Regions from separate parts of the Mus musculus genome. Here region 1 is linked to region 2. The links are chromatin contacts, found by Hi-C or POLR2A ChIA-PET in ENCODE. All regions are on one chromosome and are shown on one strand. The core of a region is the stretch at or near the end of the contact, and the rest is flanking DNA. Distances in the headings are between cores, read along the strand shown. Region 1 has its middle 26 kb from the start of I730028E13Rik. Region 2 holds the start of Tle3 (transducin-like enhancer of split 3).

Evidence for each region. Hi-C counts contacts between places; a loop is a spot of excess contacts on that map. ChIA-PET counts read pairs that join two places held with the same protein, here RNA polymerase II (POLR2A).
Region 1: a loop to region 2 is called in a map of v-Abl transformed pro-B cells, with 3 times the contacts of the local background. The contact joins the enhancer-like site here to the promoter of Tle3 in region 2. A Hi-C loop is called at or near these places in 1 of 37 maps with a recorded cell type or tissue (v-Abl transformed pro-B cells). POLR2A ChIA-PET finds 5 or more read pairs at or near these places in 1 of 5 experiments (embryonic stem cell).

Annotation. Positions count from the first base shown.
Region 1 is chr9:61,163,562-61,166,261 of GRCm38, forward strand. No RefSeq gene overlaps it. Among named protein-coding and RNA genes, the nearest start is that of I730028E13Rik, 26 kb to the left of the region's middle. Within about 2 kb of position 1,415, at least 1 of the 3 ENCODE cell types and tissues checked has a DNase peak (open chromatin) inside an H3K27ac peak, as active enhancers do.
Region 2 is chr9:61,371,073-61,373,772 of GRCm38, forward strand. It overlaps Tle3 (transducin-like enhancer of split 3), which reads left to right and starts at 1,294. Exons shown (of 20, transcript NM_009389.2): 1 at 1,294-2,389. The coding sequence starts at 2,366.

The sequences.
Region 1 (2,700 bases), core at 165-2,664, 210 kb before region 2:
ATTAAAAGTAGAAAATGAGCGGAATGCCCGCATTCAGCTTCCGTGGTTTCCCTTGTGGTTGCTATGTGGCCTCCTGCCTCCAGCACCCAGGGCCATGCCTCCGCATCCAGGACGGACTGTATGAACTGTGAGCCCCAGCAACCCTTGCCTTCCTTAAGCGGCTCTTGTAGAGTATTGGTCACAGCCACATGGAAAGTAACAAGCCATGGGCCCGGCTTCCTCGATTTGTGTTGGACATTGTGAAACTCCGAAGCTAAGCCGCTGAAGGCACCCTTCCCCCTCCCAAGAGCTCTTAAGCCTGAGGTGCAGAGGACAGGACAGACAGCCTCAGGGAAGTTCTCATCTTTCTTCAATTAATACTTCTTGGAGAGTCTCGGCAGCGGGGCAGGAATTTGTTAAATTACATAAACATCATTGTGACCCGTAAAATTCAATGAATCTCGGCCTGTTTACCCGCGGCTGGCTTTAATGTTTGCACAGTGTAATTTAATGTGTCAATTTGCTCTCAAATAAAAAACATCTGGCCCTCTGACATGCCAAAGAAACTGGAGAGCTGATGTTCAAAATCGGTGCTGAGCTCCAATCCGGGACGACGCAACGGAGAGGGAGGGAAGGCACGAGGCTGAGGAAGGGAGGCCTGTGTCAGTCCCATCTACTTCTGGCCTCATGACAAACCCCTGTTTGCAAGTCTGGAAGACGCAGTAGATTTCATCCTAATTAGAATTAAGAAAAGCCAGGAAGAACACATACCATCTTTAACTGGCACCCGTTGTGCAATTAAATTTCCTGCGGCTGTCCCTGCCAATATTGACGTTCATATGATTGGATTTTTAACAATCTTATTATTTTGTAATTGAGAGGAGCAGGGAGAAATGACACTTCTCTGTGGCGATGAGCTTCATAGCTGGAGCACTGCTCCCTGCACTGGGGTTGTCTGCCTGGCCTGAGCTCCCTTCCCTGTGGATTCCCAGGTTGGAGCCGGAGGAAGGGATGGGAGCCAGTGCTTTCCCAGTGAGGTCATACCTTCCACACAACTTGGTTCTCCTCCACCGGATCCCCACACGGCTCAGGCTACAGGCAGAGGCAGGCTTGGCAAGGCAGGGTTGGGTTGGAGGCCTGGCCTACATAGAGCAGCTTAGGAAACTTGGTCTTCTTCTGAGTGACAGGTGAAGGCCAAGACCTTGGATGGGGACTACAGGACTCTGTGGATGAGTTCTTCCCTGGGACACGAAACTAGAGGGACACCTTGTCTGCTTCCATTTTCCGCCGTGCCCTTTCTTTCCCAGGATCTCAGGGTAGGTCTGGCCGAGGAGACTCAGGATGGTTTCCACTCCCCTATTTCTCACCCCTATAAACACTTGAGACATCCTGACGAAAAAGGGCCCGGCATGGAGCCTTGGCAGACACCCTACTGGAAAGAGCCCGAGTCTGCTCTGCCTGTGGAAGGCTGAGGTCACCACAAGTTCAGCCTTGCCTGAGCTGAGCAGAAGGCAGAGAGAGAGTCCTCCTTAAGGGAGTCCTCAAGAACTGCTTGGGCTAAGCAGCAGGCTGACGTTTCCCTCTGAGCTGTCAGAAGGGATTAGGCAGGCTGCTCTGTCAACACTGCTGATCCTCCTGCCCCCTCCAGGACAGCCAAGCCTCTTCCTTCAGATCCTTGGGAGCCTGGGCTTGTACCAGTCAAGTCCTTGACATTTCAGCATGGCTGGGGGAGCCCTGTGTTTGCCGCAATTGAGCCCTGGGTAATTACACATTTTCCTAAGTGGTTGCTGTTTTCCAAACCCAAAACGATTTTTGGGAGGAGGGTAAGAAAATGAGCTGTCTGTCTAGCATGTGAGAAACGGAAGACTGATGGGGAGGCTGAGAGGAGAGAGATAGAGCGAGTCAGAGAGAGACAGAGACAGACAGACAGACAGACAGAGACAGACAGAGAGGTCTCATGTGCACACATTGGAGATAAGGATCTAACAACAGTTGTCTTTCTTAGTCACTCACTCTACGTTGTACTTTAAATTATTTTATTTTAATATCATTTTGGTGTCCTTTTGTTTTTGTTGTTTGTTTGTTTGTTTGTTTCTTTTTGAGACATCATTTCTCTTATAGCTTTGGCTTGTTGGAACATGCTATACAGACCAGACTGGCTTTGAACTCATAGAGATCCACTTGCCTCTGCCTCCCACATGCTAGGATCAAACACAAGTACCACCACAGCTGACTTCCACCTTCGTTTTTGAGACAGGGTCTCTCTGAACTGGAAGCTAGTGGACTTGGATGAACCAGCTGGCCAGCAAACCTCAGGGATGCCCCTGCCTCAGTTTCCCCGGTACTGGGATAACTGACATGCCATCATGGCTGCTTGTTATGTGGATGCTGAGGATCTGAACTCAGGTACTCATGTGTGCATGACCAGCCCTCACCAACTGGATCACCTCTCCTAGGCCAGCAGTGGAGCTCTGGAGGTAGAGAAAACCCCACCCCAGTCAGAGCTTCAGGCTGACCCCTGAGATGGCCAGACAGCAACTCTGAGGAAACCCTCACTCCCCTCAGCTTGTGCCAGGTGCCAGACACTGGGGTGGCATCCAAGGACAGAACTGAGGAGGTCACAAATCTAGTCAGATGCTAACTGAACACCATGCAGGCTGCTAACTTCAACAAAACATCCTGAAACAATTGTCACTCGGTCCTACAGGTAGAGAGGAAACC
Region 2 (2,700 bases), core at 44-2,543:
GGCCGGCTCGCGCGCGCCCGCAACGGGCCAGGAGCGTGTGCTTGCGTGCAAGCTTGGTGGGAAAGCCGGGAGGGACCCGAGGACACCTGGGCGGCCCACTCGGCGTTGGTTCTCCGAGGCCGGCGGACCTAGGGTGGGCAGTGTGCCCTGACGTGACCCTTGTCTGCGAGCAGATGGGCCCCAGAGTCGAATATCTACGCCTCCTTGGGTGTCTATGCTGGTGACCAGGGACGCTCCAGGCTCGCAGTCGCTCTTCCACGGGTGGCTGCCGATGCATGTGCCCAGGCAGGCCATCAGGCCAAGAAACGGGGTCGGAACTCTGGGTCGTAGCCAGGAGGGCCCCAACTCCGTGCTTTCCCTTCTTCACCATCTCGGGCCCGGAGCACTGCTGAGGAACCCGCCTTGGCAAGGCTGCGGCCAGGACGTAGCTGTCCCCAAAGGGCAAGAGCCCCAAATGGGGCTAGCCGCACTACTGAGCCTGTTGTCCGCAGACTGCCAGGCCCTTCCATCTGCGCGGCCCGCCAAGCCAGAGTTCTCAGACTTCCCCCTCGCCGGCAGCCGCCTTGCATCAGAGGCGCTGTTTATTTGGCTTTCTGAAAAGAAGGGCGAATGAACAAAGGAGAAAAGCGGGGCGCCCAAGGGTGGGAGAGGGGGCAGAAACGGATAAAAGAAAGAGAAACTCAGTTTGGAGAACAGTCTTAGAGGTCGGAGGTAACTTTGGGTGCCAGCATTTTATCGGTCCTAAATCTTTTGAAGTGAAAACATTAAACTGACAAAGTGATTCTGTTTGTTTTATAGTATCTAATTGGGCTGCTTTGCAACCCTAATGAGATTAGAGGGGGGCAATCGTTCGCCGCCTCTGCAGAATCAACTGATCCATTACTACCAGCCACAGGTTTTAAGGATTGTACAGCTTGTCCTTTTTTCCCCCCCTTTTGTTGTTACTCGTTTTCTCCTTCTCCCCTCCCGCCAAATAATTATTTGCTAGTAGATCGTGGGAAAAAAAGAAGAAAAAAAACCTAGCAGCCCAGGACTATAATATATATCTATTTATTATATGTCTTTCGGTTAATTCCTGATGTGAGGAGCGCTGTTTTTCACTCCCAAGCGAAAGTCACCAGCGGGTAGGGCCTGATTGCTACTTTTCATGCATAGTTTTAGACACAAGAGGGCATTGTGACGTCGCGCCTGGCGGCGCCCAGTCGCAGTCCGAGTCCCGTGGCCCCACGTGGGAGCCTCGCACTCCCATTGGCCAACGCTAGGCGAAGCCGCCACATTATTTTGTTACTTTTCAGTCCCTATTTGGAACTGCTCTCGCGGCAGTTCAGACCTCGTGCTCGGCCCCCTTCGCCTGTCTGTGTGTGGTATCCGCAGGTCCGAGGCACTTTTTTTTTTTTTTGAGTGCGTGTACGTGTGTGTGTTGAGTGCGTGTGCTTGTGTGTTTTGGGGGTTTGTCGGGGCGCGGAGAGGAGAGCCAGGCTGGGAGGAAGGAAAGAAGCCGCAGAGCTCCCGGGCTCGGGCTACGTCTCCCCCTCCGGTGCTCTCCAGCCTGCGCGCTCCTAGGCGGCAGGACGCAGACCGCTCCTCGCCAGAGACGCGGCCGATCCACTTGAAAGCAGAGGACCCCTTCGCCGAGGCTTCCTATGCCGGCTGGAGTTAGGATGCCACGGCTCATTATTTGCACCGACTGAGCCCGGAGTTCCTCCTCGACCCTGGGAAGGGCTGGCGGCGGCGGCAGGAGCAGACGGAACAGCAGGCTCTCCTCTCCGAGGGGGGTGGGGGGGCGTCGAAGCGTCCTCGCTGGGCTCTAGCCCTCACCCACGGTCCTCAAGCCGTCACCTCGGTGGCCTGCTTCCTTTCTCTTCTCGCCGCGAGCTCCGGGCCCGACCGCCTCTGGGATCTGACCCGCGCGCCCCGGATGCTCCGGGCTGCCCAGACGCGCCCCCCTCCAGCCTCATCGTCCTGATTGACCCGTGAGGGGACAGGAGAATCCCCCTTCCCGCAAACCCCCGGCCTCGGGATTCCGCACTGGAGCCGCCAGGGAGCCGATGATGTCCACGCAGACCCGGCTTCTGACACTGTTCACGCAGCCGGGGGAAGGCGGCCGGCCGCAGCCGGCCGAGCCCTAGGCGCACAAAGCGCGAGCCCGCCGACGACTTTGCCGCTCGCTCCGCCGCTCTTTGTCTGCACTTGGGGCGCACGCCCGACTCTGGGATTTCGCTGCGAGAGCGGGCTGGGGGGGCCGGGGGCGAGCTCTCGGTTCCCCGGCCGCCCCCCGCTCGGGCTCGCCTCCCCCCTCCCCCGCACGTCCCCGGCTCGGGCTCTCAGCGCTTCCAAGCTCTCGGAATCGCGACCCCTCCCTGCCATGTATCCGCAAGGCAGACATCCGGTGAGTAATTGCAACTAGGCTTATTTAAGCATCTATCATGGCAGGGTAAACGAGGCAGTTTATCTAGCACCTCCATTTTGCTTGTTGCTACCTTTATGGTGCGCGCGCGTGTGTGCGCTCACACAAAGGGGCTGGGTGGGTGGGGGCGCCGTAGAGAGCCAAGGGTAATTGCGCTCGAGTGGCCCGGGCGGCCTGCGTTGGAGGGGGACGCTGGCTTCCGCCCCGGCCCCTCTCCTAAGTCTTCCAACTCGCGCTCTCGGCACTTGGCCGCCAGAGCCCTTTTGGCTTTGGGGGTGGTCGGGATGCCCGCT